Regions from separate parts of the Homo sapiens genome. Here region 2 is linked to region 1. A link is a loop called in an ENCODE intact Hi-C map of the cell type or tissue named here. Cell type or tissue: endothelial cell of umbilical vein. All regions are shown on one strand. Each heading gives the region's core, and the rest is flanking DNA. Links, peaks and the distances in the headings are about the cores only.

Region 1 (9,684 bases), core at 2,001-7,000:
GCTGGAGCACCTCACAGATCTCAGGGAAACATGTTTATCAGTGTATTATAAAGGAAATAATAAAGGATACTGTTGACCTAAACAAAGAAACCAAGACAAAATTAATATAGGTAGAGAGTTTATTTTGACTAAGGTTGAGGACTGAAGCCCAGCAAACACTGGGAAGTGCTCCTGAGATCAAAGAAAAGGCTCAAGTTTTTGAAGAAAAAAGGTAGAATTAGGGGAGATGATTACAAAAGTTCTCTTTTCAGAAATTTGTGTTGGTTTACAGAGATAACTTGATTCATGATTGGCTATAAGGTTCGACTTATGCTGCCAGCATATGGCATCATTATGTTAATTGAGTCTAGAGTCCTTATAGCAGGTGGCTTAGAAATGATTACTTAGCTCAAGGAGGAGAGGGTGGGACATGACTGTAATCTAATTTCAATGTCTCTCTGGGCCTGATAATTTAAAAGGGAGATTGCATTTCACAATAAAAAGTTTAGTTTCTTTTGCAATACAAACAAAGAACCAGGTGAAGAGGTATATAGGGCAAGGTCCAGAAGGGTCCCAAGCACAGGAGCTTCTGTCCTCATGGAATGTGCTAAACTTCCTGCACATCAATGAGTTCTTGTTCATCTTCTTGTAAGCCTATGTATTACCTGGAAACCCTCCAAAACCTGTCCTTTTGGGTTTTATGAAGGCTTTATTATATAGGCATGACTAATTGAACCATTGGTCATTAGTGATTAACTGAATTTTCAGCCCCTCTTCCCCTTCCTGGAAGTTGAGGGTTGAGACAAAAAAATCCAACCCTCTGGGCACAATGAATCATTCCCCTGGGAATCAGCCCTCCAACCAGTTGTTTCTAGGGCTTTCTAAAAATTGTCTTATTAACATAAGCTTAGGAGTATTTTATTTTATGTATTTATTTTTTCTTTTTAAAAAACTTTTTATTAAAAAAAGTTTAAACCTTTAGAAAAGTTACAAAAATTGTAAAATGAACTCTCATATGCCTTTACCTAGATTCATCAACTTTTTCTTTTTCTTTCACAATTTTTTTTATTATTATACTTTAAGTTCTGGGGTACATGTGCACAACATGCAGGTTTGTTACATATGTATACATGTGCCATGTTGGTGTGCTGCACCCGTTAACTTGTTTATTTACATTGGGTATATCTCTAGCTTAGGAGTATTTTAAAGCACTTGTTGTAAATAACAAAAGACTGTCTTTCAACTTTATCTTTTAGGAGTGACTTCAGGAACCAAGGATAATCAAATACTTTAACAAAAGATATTCTTACTGCTTTAGTACTTGGGGCATGAGAAGTCTTATAGGAATCTTCCTAGTTGAAAACTAGGAGTCACGGATGGACAAAAACAAATTATATCTATCGTAACATCATAGATACTTATAAACATAAAAAGAAAATAATATTTCTGAGAGCCCAATATGAGGCAACCCCATTGAATGACTTATATATGTTAGCAGGTTTGATACTAACAACGCTTTTATTTTTGTAATTGCCCACTGCACAGCTACAGCCGATTCGTAGACAGCAGTATTACAGTAAAGATTTTAATAAATACAGAGCTAGCCAAATGGAAGGACAGGGGTTTATTACTCAAATCAGCCTCCTTGAAAGCTTGGGGGCTAGAGTTTTTCAAGGATAGTTTGGTTTGTAAGGGGCTAGGAGATGGGTAATGCTGATTGGTTGGGGATGATATCATAGGGGTTTGAAAAATAGTTCCTGTGTGCAGAGTCAGCCTCTGGGTGGGGACCACAGGATCAGTTGAGTCATGAGTCATGAGTCCAGGTGGAGTTAGTAGGTCATCGTCATCAGAATGCAAAAGTCTGAAAAACATCTCAAAAGACCCATGTTAGGTTCTACAATAGTGATATTATCTATAGGAGAAATTGGAGAAGTTGCAAATCTTGTGACCTCCAGAACAACGGCTGGTTATTATCTAGGTTTGCCTACATTTTAGCAGAATTCAGGCCTCTCCCATAATCCTAATCTTTCATTAGTTTTACAAAGGCAGTTTTGTCTCTGAGCAAGGAGATTTGTTTTACAGAGGCACTATTATCATTTTTGCTTCAACGTTAAACTATAACCTAATTCCTCCCATGGTTAGCTTGGCCTACACCCAGAAATGACCAAGGGCAGCCAATGTATGAGTCTAAAAGCAAGAAGAAATCAGCCATGCTAGACTTCTCTCACTGTCATAGTCTTTGCAAAGGGAGTTTCATTCTTAAAAACTATAAAAAAATCCAGAGATGATTTCTTTAATAAGTATTAGAGCTACAATTTAAAATCTAGCACCTCTGAATGGAGTGTCTACATTGTTTTTGCTGTTATCACACTGGTACCAATAAGAAAAATATATAATATAATTGAAATATAAAACATTTTGAAAGACTTGTCTGCTGAGACTTCCTTCCTCGAAGACTGTAAGACCTTGCTATAGATCAGGAGTTTATTACTCAGATCAGCCTCCTTGAAAGCTTGGGGGCTGGAATTTTTCAAGGATAGTTTGGTTTGTTTTTTACAATATGTTTTTTTTTTTACAATATGGTTCCAGAAGCATGAAGACTTAACTGCCTCTCTAACGGCTCTTAGGGTGTTTACAGCTCACTGAATTAAATCTGATTGTCTGGTTAATGTTGGAGCTCAGAAGCTAATAACTCAAATTATGGCACTTTAACTTGCTGAACTGAAGAAACCTCAAGGTCTTTCTGACCTTCCCCGGGCTTCCATCATCTCTCCCAAAGAAGTTGAAGTGCCTTTATCTGCCTAAATTCCAGATCCACCAAGAAGAACAATTGGTTTTTTCTTTGCTTTTCTGTAAAACCAAAAATGTAACAACGCCTGAATAGACCCTTTCACTGTCAAAGAGAGTTATTTAAAAGTTAATCTGTTCCCAGGGATCCTTTTATTCTTCCTAGTAATATCCTCAATACAATTCCTCTTCTCTCCCCTCCCATAACCTTTCTGGCCAGCATAATGTAGTGGCATCATTGTCTGGGGTAACACCCAAGGTTTGTTGTCCCACGTCATTTAAAGCTAGGAGGCAGACACATCAGAGTGAGGTTAAGCATAGAAATTTAATTTTTTTTCTTTTTCTTTCTTTCTTTTCTTTTTTTTTTTTTTTTTGAGATGGAGTCTCACTCTGTCACCTGGGCTGCAGCGCAATGGCATGATCTTGGCTCACTGCAACCTCTGCCTCGCAGGTTCAAGCAATTCTCCTGCCTCAGCCTCCCAAGTAGGTGGGATTATAGGTGTCCACCACCAAGTCTGGCTAATTTTTTGTATTTTTAGTAGAGACAGGGTTTCACCATGTTGGCCAGGCTGGTCTTGAACTCCTGACCTCTGGTGATCCACCCACCTCGGCCTCCCAAAGTGCTAGGATTACAGGCATGAGCCACCGTGCCCAGCCAAAATGTGGAAATTTAATAGGCGAAAGAAAGAGAAGAGCTCTCCATCATCACTGGCCATCAGAGAAATGCAAATCAAAACCACAATGAGATACCATCTCAAGCCAATTAGAATGGCGATCATTAAAAAGTCAGGAAACAACAGGTGCTGGAGAGGATGTGGAGAAATAGGAACACTTTTACACTGTTGGTGGGACTGTAAACTAGTTCAACCATTGTGGAAGATAGTGTGGTGATTCCTCAAGGATCTAGAACTAGAAATACCATTTGACCCAGCAATCCCATTACTGGGTATATACCCAAAGGATTATAAATCATGCTGCTATAAAGACACATGCACACATATGTTTATTGCAGTACTATTCACAATAGCAAAGACCTGGAACCAAGCCAAATGTCCAACAATGATAGACTGGATTAAGAAAATGTGGCACATATATGCCATGGAATACAATGCAGCCATAAAAAAGGATGAATTCATGTCCTTTGTAGGGACATGGATGAAGCTGGAAACCATCATTCTGAGCAAACAATCGCAAGGACAAAAAACCAAACACCGCATGTTCTCACTCATAGGTGGGAATTGAACAATGAGAACACTTGGACACAGGAAGGGGAGCATCACACACCAGGGCCTGTCATGAGGTGGGGGGAAAGGAGGGGGATAGCATTAGAAAATATACCTAATGTAAATGACCAGTTAGTGGGTGCAGCACACCAACTTGGCGCATGTATACATATGTAACAAACCTGCACGTTGTGCACATGTACCCTAGAACTTAAAGTATAGTAAAAAAAAAAAACAAAAACATATTATTAATTAAAAAAAAAAAAAAGAAAGAGAAGAGCTCTCTGAGCAGAGAGGGGTCCCAGAGAAAATGGGTTGCCACTTCAGCAGTGAAATGCAGAAGGTTTTATAGATAAGCTTGAGGAGGTGTCTGATTTACACAGGGGATGAAAGATTGACTGGACCAGGTGTGCCATTTGCATAGCATGTGAAGAAGCTGGTTGCCCCACCCTAATCTTTTAGGTTGCAGATAAGTTCTCTACTTGGCCAGCGTCATGTTGCCTGGTCCTTACTGTACACACGGTGACAAAGAAAAGGGAAGATGGAGCCTCCATGTTGAACATACCTGGCTTCCAGGTAGCCCTTTTCTATTGGCACAGCTGCTGGTATTCACCCGTGCAGGCTTCCAGCTTGCTTATCTATGTCTGCAGCTTGATTTTTCAGGCTGCTCTTTGTTAGAAAAGAAATGATTTGGGGCTGCTTTTTGTTAAAAAGGAAGCCTTGCCATGGACTTCTTTACATCTGCCTAAATAATTTCTTTCTAGCTCCTGTATCAATAGTATATAAGTTTCTGAACCATGTTGAGCAGTGAGTAATCCCCCTGTGGTTATAAATTTGTATGTTTTGTTTTTTTTTTTCCAATTAACCAGCCTTTTGTGAGTTGATTTTTCAGTGAATGTTTGGCAAATGGCTCCTACATTATCTCTGAAAATAGTACAAATAAGGAGGACTCAGTGGACCTAAATTTAAGATCTCTGTCAATGTGTGTGGCCTCTTCCATATATCAGTTAGTCCATGCACTCATTGCATGCCTAGCCTTGGGCTAGATGCTCTAGGCCTAGATAAAGCAAAGAGGAATGCATTACTGCTGCCCTCTGGTGTCAATCAGTCTCAATAGGATGTAGGGATAGATACAAAAAGCAGAGGATGAGGTATGTTAGAGACTGACTCTCACTGTAAGGACTGTATTGGAGAAAAGAAAGGAAATATCCTTGTGTGCTCATTTAGAACTTCCTGGAGAAGTTAGACCTGAGTGCATGTTCATAATTTTACTTGACCCTATTTGACTAAGAATTTGCATTCTCGTTCCATTTTTAACCTCTAGAGTTTATATTAGATAGCACATTTCTTAGGAAAGAAGAGAAGAGATAGTTTTGGGGGATGGGAGAAGAATGGATTGCTGACAACAGAAATTTTAACATAAAGTTTTGGGAAAGATATATGGGGCAAGAGGTTGCCCAGTGATCCTCAATTTCCAACAGGCATGAAACTGTTTAACATTGACGCTGCTATTCTATCTTTAACTGCTGGAGAGATTGAGACAGTCTTTGTTTTTACTATTGTAATATCATTAAAAATATAAAATTATAATATGGAAATTCAAAAGTCTAACATGCAATATACCAGCATTGTCATGTTACCACTTCCCTCAAACATGTTCACGCTGTTTGACTCTAGTAGTCCTGGGATATAGGTTGACCAAAAATAAATGTAAGCCATGGAGAATTTATATCATGTTCCAAGTGTCTCAGCAGCTAATCAAGAAGAGAAACCATTTTTGGGTCTCAACCCAAGAAGTGCTGTTTTCTCTTTCTAAACAATTCTTTACCCATATACTCTTTTTTTTTTTTTTTTGAGACGGAGTCTTGCTCAGTTGCCCAGGCTGGAGTGCCCTGGCACGATCTTGGCTCACTGCAACCTCCGCCTCCCGGGTTCATGCCATTCTCCTGCCTCAGCCTCCCGAGTAGCTGGGACTACAGGTGCCTGCCACCATGCCAGGCTAATTTTTTTTTTTGTATTTTTAGTAGAGACGGAGTTTCACCGTGCTAGCCAGGATGGTCTTGATCTCCTGACATCGTGATCCACCCGCCTCAGCCTCCCAAAGTGCTGGGATTACAAGCATGAGCCACCACATCCAGCCATCCATATACTCTTATGGAGGAGATACATACTTTCCAAATCTTCACTCTCTCATAAAACATACTTGTTCACAGGTCATGAACGGTACAATGCTGATTCTCATGATACTGGAGTTCTGAGTTGCTGGACTTACTTCAACCTGTTGTAGTATCAGGGATACCTGGTGTTCTTTGTGGGCCTCGGGAGACAAAACAACTTTACTTTGAATTGCAGTGCTTTAGAAAACAAGGTACTACTGCAGATATAACTTTTGAGGAGGAAGAGGGCTGATGACTGATTGGTAATGAAGATGTTAAAATAAGTATTAATTCAAAATCCAAGCTGTTGAAACTCTAAATTGTTTTGAGCCTTAAAGGAATGTGATTATGGAGTCTGAGTCATGTGACAGACAGCTGTAACCTAGGCAGCTATAAACTTTGTTACTCTGATTATAGATTAGCCTCGTTCCTTACCTTCACTGCTTCGTAAAATGTTGAAAATGACTAAAGGGCACCAGGAAAACCTCTTTCCCCCTTCACTGTTGATCTTCATTATAGTTTAGTTTTTTTCTTACATTTCTTACACAAAGATATGGCTATCACACTGTTTTAAGATGGAATATTAAATATGCTGTTTTAAATTGGAAAGGATATAAAAACCAGCTGTAAATTAAAGAAAACAAGCCCTATGAAAAAGAAAGCAAACCGTAATAATTAAATTTTTGTAACTCATAAACCAGCCTTGTATAGAAAAATTATACTAAACTTGTTTGTTTTCTGCCTATATAAGCGAGATGTTAACTTTTCACTTCAGAACACTGACCCCATTTATCTGAAGTCTGTTGTCTTCTGAATGACCATCCTCAACTTTTTGCTTGAACAAATTTTAAAAACTGGATTGCGATCCTTTTGCTTATTTCAGGTTAACAAAGACTAGTTTTCTCTCACACATAATCACTCAGTATTTTCACTTCTACTCCTGCACTCAAGTCTTGTCAGAAAAGGATATTAAAAAATAAGTAAAAGTCTGTATCTAATAACACCTCTCAGATTTATAACAGTATCTTCAGGCAACAATTGAAAGTTTGAGGTTTTCTAAATCATTTATCAATATTAGTTCACTCCTGTATATACATGATCCTTCCATCCAGGCATCAGAGTTGTCTGTTAGTTCAACAGAGATAAGAAAAAGACAAATAGGCCATGGTTAGGCCCAGAAGAATAAGCAAGATACAGTGGGAGCAAAAAGAAAGATTTAGAAGAGGGCTTCTCAAGAAAACACATAATTAAGACTTCTTCAGGTAAACATTTCAAATAGTGCTTGATATGGTTTGGCTGTGTCCCCACCCAAATCTCACCTTGAATTATAGTAATCCCCATGTGTTAAGGGCGGGGACAGGTGGAGATAACTGAATCATGGGGGCAGTTTTCCCCCATACTGTTCTCATGGTAGTGAATAAGTCTCATGAGATCTGATGGTTCTATAAATGGGAATTCCCCTACACAAGCTCTCTCTTGCTTGCCATCATATAAGATGTCCCTTTGTTCTTCCTTCATCTTCTGCCCAGATTGTGAGGCCTCCCCAGACATGTGGAACTGTGAGTGCTTTAAACCTCTTTCCCTTATAGATTACCCAGTCTTGAGTATGTCTTTATTAGTAGCTGAGAAAAGACTAATACAGTAAATTGGCACCGGGTAGTGGGGTGCTGCTGTAAAGATAACCCAGAATGTGGAATTGACTTTGGAACTGAGTAACAGGCAGAGGCTGGAACAGTTTGGAGGGCTCAGAAGAAGATAGAAAAATGTGGGAAAGTTTGGAACTTTCTAGAGACTTGTTGAATGATTTTGACCAAAATGCTGATAGTGATATGGACAATGAAGTCCAGGTTGAGGTGGTCTCAGATGGAGATGAGGAACTTGTTGGGAACTGGAGAAAAGGTGACTTGTTATGCTTTAGCAAAAAGACTGGCAGAATTTTGCCTCTTCCCTAGAGATTTGTGGCACTTTGAACTTAAGAGAGATGATTTAGGCATATGGCAGAATAAATTTCTAAGCAGCAAAGCATTCAAGAGGTGTCTTGGGTACCAATGAAAGCATTCAGTTTTATTCATTCACAAAGATATGGTTTGGAGTTGGAACTTATGTTGAAAAGGGAAGCAGAGCATAAAGGTTTGGAAAATTTGCAGCCTGACAATGCAGTAGAAAATAATAAAAAAACAACAACAATTTTCTGGGGAGAAATTCAAGCTGGCTGCAGAAATTTGCATAAGTAAGGAGGAGCCAAATGTTAATTGCCAAGACAATGGGGAAAATGACTCCAGGGCATGTCAGAGGTCTTCACAGCAGCCCCTCCCATTACAGGCCCAGGAGCCTAGGAGGAAAAAATGGTACTCTGTGCCAGGCCCAGGGCCTTGCTGTTTTGTGCATTCTCCAGACTTGGTCCCTTGCATCCCAGCCATAGCTAAAATGGGCCAATGTGCAGCTCAGGTCGTTGCTTCAGAGAGTACAAGCACCAAGCCTTGGTGGCTTACACATGGTGTTGGGTCTGCAAGTGCACAGAAGTCAAGAATTGAGATTGTATAGAAATGCCTGGATGTCCAGGCAGAGGGGTGTTGCAGGGCTGGAGCCATCATGGAGAACCTCTGCTAGGGCAATGTGGAAGGGAAATGTGGGGTATGAGCCCCCACACAGAGTCCCCACTGGAGCACTGCCTAATGGAGCTGTGAGAAGACGGCCACCATCCTCCAGACTCCAGAATGGTAGATGCACTGACAGCTTGCACTGTATGCCTGGAAAAGCTGCAGACACTCAACGCCAGCCCATGAAAGCAGCCAGGAGGGTGGCCATACACTGCAAAGCCACAGAGGCAGAGCTTCTCAAGGCCATGGGAGCCCACTTCTTGCATCAGCATGACCTAGATGTGAGACATAGAGTCAAAGGAGATCATTTTGGAACTTTAAGGTTTAATGTCTATGCTGTTGGATTTCAGACTTGCATGAGGCCTGCAGCCCTTTTGTTTTGGACAGTTTCTCCCATGTAGAATGGGTGTATTTATCCAATGCCTGTACCTCCGTTGTATCTAAGAAGTAACTAACTTGCTTTTGATTTTACAGGCTCAGAGCAGAAGGAACTTGCCGCATCTCAGATGAGACTTGGACTTGGACTTTTGGCTTAATGATGGAATGAGTTAAGAATTTAGGGGACTGTGAGGAAGGCATGACTGGTTTTGAAATGTGAGGACATGAGATTTGGGAGGGGTCAGGGATGGAATGATATGGTTTGGCTCTGTCCCCACCCAAGTCTCACTTTGAATTGTAATAATCCCCACATATTATTATTATTAATATTATTTAATAGATATGGTTTCTGCTTGAGGTGGAAAAAAAGGTTTTGAATATAGTGATGGTTATGCAAAATTGTGAATGTAATTAATGCCACTAAATTGCACACTTAACAATAATAAAATGATAAAAAGGGCATAAGGCCAGCATTAGACTAATACTTATGAATTTATTCTTTAAAACCTGAAATGTGAAAATTAAATATAGAATGTTTTCATATTTTAAAAAAGTATCTGA
Region 2 (9,684 bases), core at 2,489-7,488, 310 kb before region 1:
AACAAAACTACTAGAAGAAACTGTGAACCCTGAAAATCTAAGACAGGTCTCAGTTAATTTAGAAAGTTTTTTTAAACAAGGTTGAGGATGTGTGCCCATGACACAGCCTCAGGAGGTCCCGATGACATGTGCCCAAGGTGGTTAGAGCACAGTTTGATTTTATACACTTTAGTGGGAGATGAGACATCAGTCAACATATGTAAGATAAACATTGGTTTGGTCTGGAAAGGCTGTACAACTCAAAATGGGGAGGGGACTTCCAGGTCATAGGTAGATAAGAGACAAATGGTTGCATTCTTTTGAGTTTCTGACTAGCCTCTCCAAAGGAGACAATCAGATATGTATTTATCCCAGTGAGGAAAGAGGTGACTTTGAATAGAATGGGAGGCAGATTGGCCCTAAGCAGTTCCCAGCTTGACTTTTCCGTTTAGGTTAGTGATTTGGGGGTTCCAAGATTTATTTTTCTTTCACATTTTCCCCCTTTTCTTTTATTAAAATGTTTTGGAGAGATCATTTTATGAGGTTTGACAATGTGATGCTTTTATGGTGCACTTAAAAAAATTTTTTTAATGAACACATATCTTAGTGTCTAAACCACGCTGTTCCTTAAAAACAGAGTAAGCTCTGTTGCAGTTAACTATTTTAGTCAAAAAAACCAAAACAAAACAGGTAACACAATACAAAAGCAAACAGTTTAAGAGCTGAGATGAACTTGTCTGTTTACGTTCTTGGGGTCCCATAAGAAAAACAGGTTTCTCCCCCAAAGGGAGTCTGGCACTTTCTCAGTTTTCTTTAAGGAACCCCAGGCTATTATTAAACTATTTTAGGTCCCCTATGCAGCAGAGGGGGCAAGATAAAGGAGAGACAGAAGTAAATGAAGAAACCAGAATTCAGTCAACTGAGTGGGAAAAAACTTTTGCTCAAAAAAAGACAGGGTCCTAGGAGAAAAACAAAACAAAAATGTGAGGGCCTTTTAAATACAAACACATCCACCTGCACACATACATATACACATCTTGGATGTTAGCTTCTAATTAGGGTGACTTTTAACCATTGAGCTCCTTTTAAAATAGATGTTTTTAAATCTTATTACTGTATTTCTGTTCTTTCAGAAGTACAGCCATTGCTCTTTCAGTTTGGCTTGGCTAGCAAAAGGGTGGCCTTGTTATGTAAATAAAGCTCCTTAAGTAGTCAAAATAAAAAATCTTTTCTTTTTTTTTTTTTTTATGGGAATTTAGCCACTTCAGAGGCCTCGTTCCCCATAATTTGGAACATTCCCTTGGATTTGATCAAGTTGGATAGAATTGGTCACACCCAGTGGGAAAAGACTGAAACAACAACAAAAACAGAAACAAACAACAACAACAACAACAAAAACCAGTTAAGCAAAACAAGTGATCGCACAACTTATGTGATCACTGAGCACTCTAATGGTAAGGAGAAATTAAGACCAGTTGGTTGTTAATTTTAACTTTATCCAAGACAAATCCCAATTCAGTTACTTACCCAGGGGTGGCTCTCAGGCTGAAGACTGCTCTTTACTATCCTAGAAGCAGCAAAAAACCCCCTTCATCTTCCCTGTTGGAAGTAGCTCAAATTCCATAAAGGAGTTACCTACCTTCCATTGTTATGGAAGCAGGAAAAACTTGCCTTCCTTGTGTTGGAAGCAAGTAAAACTCCAAAAAAAAAGGGGGGGGGGTTTATACAGCAAAATAAACTTTAGATCTTGACCAAATTTTGGGAGATCAGGGATTCTCTGGAGGGGGTGCTCCCAGACCTCAGCAAATTGTCCTTTTGGTTTGAGCCATTAAGTTAGCTCATGCTGGTACCAAGGACCGATAGATTTGTCAAAGGTAAGAGGCACCTCCACTCAGAATCCCCCTGTGGTTACCAAAATGTGAACCCTGAAAAATCTGAGACAGGTCTCAGTTAATTTAGAAAGTTTATTTTAACAGGGTTGAGGATGCGTGCCTGTGACACAGCCTCTGGAGGCCCTGACGACATGTACCCAAGTTGGTCACAGCACAGTTTGGCTTTACACATTTTAGGGAGACATGAGACATCAATCAACACATGTAAGATGAACATTGGTTCAGTCTGGAAAGGCTGTACAACTCAAAGTGGGGAAGGGGCTTCCAGGTCACAGGTAGATAAAAGACAAATGGTTGCATTCTTTTGAGTTTCTGACTAGCCTCTCCAAATGAGGCAATCAGATATGCATTTATCTCAGTGAGCAGAGGGGTGACTTTGATTAGAATGAGAGGCAGGTTGGCCCTAAACAGTTCCCAGCTTGACTTTTCCCTTTAGATTAGTGATTCTGGGGGCCCAAGATATTTTTCTTTCACAAAACCATACAGGAAAAGTTCCACAACATTGGCGTGAGAATGAATTTTTGGAAATGACCTCAAAAGCACAGACAACAAAAGCAAAAATAGACAAATGGGATGACATCAAAGTAAAAAGCTTTTACACAGCAATGGAAATAACTGACAAAATGAAGAGACAACAGACAGAATGGGAGAAAACGTTTACAAATTAAACAGCAGGGGTTAATATTAAAAATGTATAAGGAACTCAGCTCAACAGCAAGAAAACAAATAACCCATTTAAAAAATAAGCAAAGGACCTAAACAGACATTTCTCAAAAGAGGACCAACAAAGAGCTAACAGGTACATGCAAAAATGCTAAGCATCGCTAATCATTAGGGAAATGCAAATTAAAACCACAATGGGATATCACCTCACACCTGTTAAAATGGCAATTATCAAAAAGATGAAAGATAATACGTTGGCAAGTATGTGGAGAAAATGATGTAACTCTTGTACATTGTTAGTGGGAATGAAAATTAGTACATTATTGTTGTAGAAAATGGGATGGAAGTTCCTCAAAAAACTGTGTGTGTGTGTGTGTGTGTGTTTGTGTATGCATGCATGTGCATGTACACTATCTTTTAATACACCACTTGGGTTTTTGCTGATCAAAATGTAACCACAATGTCATAATAAATTACCTTGAAACTTCTTCACTCCAAGTGTGCAGAGCTCCTCAAGGGACTTGTTAATGTTAGTTTCCTCATCAATTTAGCTTCTACGGACCGATTGTGGTGGCTCATGCCTGTAATCCCTGCACTTTGGGAGGCCAAGGTGGGTGGATTACTTGAGCTCAGGAGTTCGGGACCGGCGGGGCCAACATGGTAAAACCCCGTCTCTACTAAAATACAAAAATTAGCTGGGTGTGGTGGTGCGTACCTGTAATCCCAGCTACTCGGAAAGCTGAGGCAGGAGAATTACTTGAACCCAGGAGGCAGTGGTTGTAGTGAGCCGAGATTGTGCCACTGCACTCCAGCCTGGGTGACAGAGTGAGACTCCATCTCAAAAAAAAAAAAGAAAAGAAAAGAAAAAAAATTAGCTTCTACATGCTTTAGAGCATTTGTAAAAGGGCAATGATACCATAGATTTTGCCAGAACAAAAAACAATATTCTCTAATAAAATATTAACCATTAACATATTAGCATGATTTACTCTTTACAAAGGACTTTCACATGCACATAGATTATTTTACTGGAATCCTATTATGTACATGATAATGGTGGATATAACACACAGAAATCATTAAGATTATTAAGATCATTGCACAGAGCTGGGATTTCCATTCAAGTGTCTATTCATTCAACAAACATCTCTTGAGCATCTACTATAGTGCCATGAGCAAAATTAATGTGTCTACACTTATTCCAGAGGTTTCAAGGTAAATTAAATTCAGTCTCAACTGGAAGAGTTACTGAAGTTTTACAAGAAAGCCATTTCAGCTGTTCTCATCTATTAAGTCAACAGGTGCAAAAAATGCATCAACTCTTTAATTGTGTGACCAAGAAGAAAGAACAATGCCAATTAATCTTATTGTTTTCTGTCTCAGTATTCATGGGCTATATTAAAGTATTTCTATGAATGTGTTCATCATAATGAATCATTATTGCTGCTCAGTTAAATTATTTACAAATCTGTTATTATAGGCCATGCTGCAATAAGCAGCCTTGTACATTTTTGTTATTTTGTATTTCTTTTGGGCACTTTCAAAAGGAGAAATTTATGGATCAAAGGGAATGTTCATTTTATGTCTTTTGACTTTATACAGTTGTGCAAAATTGGCCTCCATGATCAGAGTGTTTTCTTGATCAACACCCTTGCTAAAGAAGGATATTATAATTTTTCTACGGCTTTGCCAATATGAAAGGTGAAAAACACCACTCGGTGTTACATTTATAACAGGTTGTTAAAATGCGATTGTTTCTGCCTCAGTTTTGCTTGGGACCACAAGGTAATCTCCACATTTCACAGTGAGGTGCTGGGCCTTTTAGGCAGTTTATGCAGCAGGTGGTAGGAACTGGCTTTGCTATTTTTAGCTGCCCATTCTCTGCCAGCCTGTAAAAAACACTAGAAAAGCCAAGAAAGGAAGTGGAGACTGGAGATTATAATAAAGATTTCGTTAACACAGTTGTTGGTGTACTGTGAGTTTCATGCCTTCCCCTCTTCAATGGCAAGGGTTGGGGGGTGCTCCATCAAGCCCAGTGAAAGACATTTCTAGATCATTCAGAGAGTTTAATATAATTCTTCTGCAGTTTAAGGGACAGTGGGCTTTGGGGTTTGACACTGGCTTGAGAAAATGATATGTTTGGAGGCTGGTAGAAGCTGCCTGTGGCATCAAAAGTAGAGAGCTGCAGTTGCGAAGTAGCCACATTTCCATTGATGGTGGGGCAAAGGCATGCATGTCCTGTTGACTAGGTGTGGACTCCATGACTAGGTGTGGACTCCTGTGTAGAGTGCCAAGGTAGGGTTTCTTACATCAACAGAACTGCATCAAAGACAGGGAGAAAGAAGTTGGAGTAGGTGTGATGATGGATGTCCTGGGCCTGAGGGAAGAATTGTGTGCAACCAGCCAACAACTCAGCAGAGATGAATTTGCCTGCATCAAGGGAACAGCAGATGAGAGATCCACAGCAGGTGTGTGTGTGTGTCCGAGTGTGTGTGTGTTTGTGCATGTGAAACATTTGATATCTTGAAGTCCTGACCCCTTGTACTTCAGAATGTCAAAGAGAGGTCCTGGAAAAGATCCTTCCTCACAGCCCTTAGAAGTGACAAGCCACCCTGCAGACACCTTGATTTCAGACTTCCAGCCTCCAGAACAGTGAGGCAATAAGATTCTGTTGTTTAAGCCACCCAGTGTATGGTACTTTGTTTGTTTAGAGACAGGATATCACTATTAAAGCACCCTCTTTCTCTCATGAGTGCTTTATGAATTCTTCTTTAAGAAGGAAAGTACTGCTGAGTGCTGTATTCGTTTCCTAGAGCTGCCATGACAAAGTATCACAGGCTGGACACAGTGGCTCACACCTGTAAGCCAGCACTTTGGGAGGCTGAGGTGGGAGAATTGCTTGAGTCCAGGACTTTAAGAACAGCCTGGGCAACAGAGTGACACCCTGTCTCTAACAAACAAACAAACAAACACATACACAAACACACAAACGAACACAAAACAAAGTACCACACACTGGGCGGCTTAAACAACAGAATCTTATTGCCTCACTGTTCTGGAGGCTGGAAGTCTGAAATCAAGGTGTCTGTGGGGTTGCTTGCTGCTTCTAAGGGCTGTGAGGAAGGATCTTTTCCAGGCCTCTCTTTAGCGTGGAGATGACCGTCTTCTTCCTACATCTCTTCACATCATCTTTCTTCTGTATATGTCTGTCTGTGTGAATGCAAATTTCAGCGAATTGGATTAGAGCCCATCCTAATGACCTCATTTTAACTTGATTACCACTGTAAAAATACTGTCTCCAAATAAGGTTACATTCTGAAGTGCTAGGGGTTAGGTCTTCAAGATGATATATTTTTTGAGGGATCCTATTCAGCTCACATCAGGTGCCACCATCCCAGAGGCATCGTAAATAGTGAGAGACTGGGGATAGGAAAGATCTTACCTGATTAGTAAAAGTGCAAGATGAGGAAACAGGTTCACCCCATGCTCCCCATTTTGTTTTTACTATTATCTCTTTGTCTGAAGCAGGGCCGAGCTGGGGGAGGAGAGTCACTTTTCTTTTAAATGGAATTCAGAGTTGTGACTGTTACACAGAATCAGACGTTTTAGGTCCTGAAGTGAGAATGTTTTCTGTGATTAGAAGTGACAACACAACTTTTTAATTTTTATGTTTTAAATAAGAGAGTAATGAGAAAATACAAAAACCAAACAAAAAAAAAAAACACACACAAAAAATCAAACCCAACCCAGCCTCACAGAGTTGATTTGGATAACCAGTAGTAAACTAAAGTTGATTTCTGATGACGTTCTCTGAATTTTACTTAATATAACCTACATACTGATTATAGGTTAGTTTGCATTTCCTTAATGATAAGTGATGTCAAATTTTTTCTCATGTCCTTGATTTCACATATTTTTGTCTATTTGTTTTCTGTATGTGTGATTTGCTTGTATACTTAGTCCATTTTTTAATTATTTTGCTTTTTTTCTTATCAATTCAAAATTGCTTATGTATTAAGTATATTACCTCCTATTAGGTTGTATATGTTTTATTTTTATTTATTTATTTTTTTTGAGACGGAGTTTCACTCTTGTCATCCAGGCTGGAGTGCAGTGGGGTGATCTCAGCTCACTGCAAACTCTGTCTCCCAGGTTCAAGTGATTCTTCTGCCTTAGCGTCCTGAGTAGCTGGGATTACAGGTGCCCACCACCAGGCCCAGCCAATTTTTGTATTTTTAGTAGAGACGAGTCTTCACCATATAGGCCATGCTGGTCTTGAATCCCTGACCTCAGGTGATCCACTGGCGTCGGCCTCCCAAAGTGCTGGGATTACAGGCATGAGCCACTGTGCCCAGCTGGTTGTATATTTTCATTTTTTTCAGTTTTCAATATATCTTGATTGTTTTTGAAGTAGGACCATTTATAATTTTTATGCAGTAAAATCTGTCAGTAATAGTCTTAAGAATTTTGACTTTCAGCCAGGTGCAGTGTCTCATGCCTGTAATCCCAACACTTTGGGAGGCTGAGATGAGTATTGCCTGAGCCCAGGAGTCCAAGACTGGCTTGGGCAAAACAGCAAGAGTCCATCTCTACAAAAATAAAATATTGGCCAGACTTGGAGGCTCATGCCTGTACTCCCTGTTGCTTGAGACGCTGAGGCAAGAGGATTGCTTGAGCCCAGGAGGCTGAGGCTGCAGTGAGCTGTGATTGTGCCACTGCACTCCAGCTTGGGCGACATAATAAGACCCTGTCTCAGAAAAAAAAAAAAGAAAGAAAAAGAATAAGTCAAATATATTAATAATAATATTAATATTTGACTTACTTTGATAATTCAAAATATATTGATACTGCTTATAAAGGCCAGAGGTAGGGATATAACATAATTCTTTCTCAAAGTTGAAAATTCTCATTTAATATGTGACTTTATTTATTTATTTATTTTTTGAGACAGAGTCTCACTCTGTCGCCCAGGCTGGAGTGCAGTGGCGCGATCTCGGCTCACTGCAAGCTCTGCATCCCGGGTTCATGCCATTCTCCTGCCTCAGCCTCCTGAGTAGCTGGGACTACAGGTGCCCACCCCCATGCCCGGCTAATTTTTTGTATTTTTAGTAGAGAGGGGGTTTCACCGTGTTAGCCAGAATGGTCTCGATCTCCTGACTTTGTGATCCACCTGCCTCGGCCAATCAAAGTGCTGGGATTACAGGCGTGACCCACCGCGCCCGGCCTATTTATTTTTATTTTTTATTTTTTTGAGACAGAATCTTGTTCTTTTGCCTAGGCTGGAGTGCAGTGGCGTGATCTCTGCTCACTGCAGCCTCCGCCTCCCAGATTCAAGTGATTCTCCTGCCTCAGCCTCCAGAGTGGCTGGGATTATAGGCGCATGCCACTATGCCTGACTAATTTTTGTAGTTTTAGTAGAGATGGGGTTTCACCATATTGGCCAGACTGGTCTTGAACTTCTGACCTCAAATAGTTCATCTGCCTCAACCTCCCAAAGTGCTAGGATTACAGGCGTGAGCCACCGGGCCTGGCCTTAATATGTGACTTTATAATGTACTAAATTCTCACAGCTTTCGGGAGTTCCTTTTGACATTTTCTTCCATTCACATGCTCTGAGACTGGTGCTACATTGTTTTAGTCATTGCCACTTTATTACACATTTTTATATCTGTTCAGTCAAGTTCTTTGTTTTTGCACTCTGCAAAAAAACATACTGGCTATGTTTAACATGTTTGTTCTTCAAGATAAAATTAAGTTCCACACTCTCTGTTTTCATTTTCTTGGCTAGAATTCTCATTCCTCTCTTTTTTTTTTTTCATTTTAATCTGAGAACCATTTGCACTTCTGACAAAGTTGAGGCTTTTGCTATTTCAAAGAATTGCAGGATCTCAGTTTGAGGCGACTGGAGGTGTCAGATATTTAGTTCCAGTTCCTCAACAGTGTACTTCAATCACATACTTGTTATATAGGTTATTCACACATCTAATTAAAGACAAGTGCAATTGTATACAATCCCTAAATGGAGGGAAAGTATTTGCTAGCAATCTTCCTTTCTTTCTTTTCTGCATCTTCACAAAATAGTTATGCTCAATCGACCCTTCCCCACTTTACCCTCCTAAGTAGCTGTCACTATAGATCTGTGCTACAAGGCCCGGCTAATGTTTAAATTTTTCATAGAGACGGTGTTTCATTATGTCGCCCCAGCTGGTCTACGAACTCCTGGGCTCATACGAGACTTTACCGTGTATGTCCAGTAGAGGTCACAAAGTGCTTATTATAGACACTGAAACCTCAACCAAATGCGTGCTTGGGCATTTGCATTATGCAATAATGAGCACACATAAATGATTATAATTAGGGGGAATTGTTACACTTTAATTCATTCTTCTCTATTACACTCAATACATTAGGATAGAGAGCTTATTATAAGCAGTATACATATCTCAGAGAATACAATTCTTAAGACTTTTCCAAAAATAAAGAGAATTTTAGAGATGATTCTATGCCAAATCTCTGAGTATAGATAAAGAAACTGATCTTTGAGTTAATTAGAGACTCGTCTGGGTCACTCACCTTGTTTATGAGCAAATACAGGAGTGACAACTCAAAATCTTTTGATCCCAAGATCAGATTTCTTCACACTGTATCTGTAGACTATGTTTTCCAATAGTAACTTAATCTTTTCTGAACTAAAATAATTAATTAATTCAATATAAATATTTATGCCAGATGCTGTGCTAGGTGATGAAGATATATTGTTAAGCAAAAATGATCCTTGCTTGTGAGACTATGAGAAAAATGTGAGTAGAGGCAGTAAAATAATGACCAGAAAAACCTCAGAGGTAATGTTAGGTTTCTTCCTGATTAGGTACTTTCTATGCATATTCAGTACTGATTTTGTTTGGTATGTTCAGTAATTTTGTGTCTTTCTATTTTTAAAATTTAATTTATTTTTTGAAGTTAAAATTTGCATTCTAACTTCAAAATATAAATTGTATTCTCTGAGATATGTATACTGCTTATAATAAACTCTCTATCCTAATGTACTGAGTGTAATAGAGAAGAATGAATTAAAGTGTAACAACTCCCTCTAATTATAATCATATGAAATAATACGAAGAAAAACAGTTATCATATTACAAATTTCTTC

The links. Peaks named below come from ENCODE experiments on the same cell type or tissue, not always from the same donor. Only the 100,000 strongest peaks of a DNase experiment are listed, where the experiment ranks them.
Region 2: a loop joins it to region 1, with 9 times the contacts of the local background. A loop is called at or near these places in 52 of 110 quality-filtered maps.

The regions. Positions count from the first base shown.
Region 1 is chr11:60,125,626-60,135,309 of GRCh38, forward strand. No RefSeq gene overlaps it. Among named protein-coding and RNA genes, the nearest start is that of LINC02705, 34 kb to the right of the region's middle. In endothelial cell of umbilical vein, for the core only: a CTCF peak has its summit at 5,074 (motif pointing left); a DNase peak (open chromatin) is centred at 5,066.
Region 2 is chr11:59,814,382-59,824,065 of GRCh38, forward strand. No RefSeq gene overlaps it. Among named protein-coding and RNA genes, the nearest start is that of MRPL16, 8.4 kb to the left of the region's middle. In endothelial cell of umbilical vein, for the core only: no CTCF peak of the experiment used is centred there; a DNase peak (open chromatin) is centred at 4,450.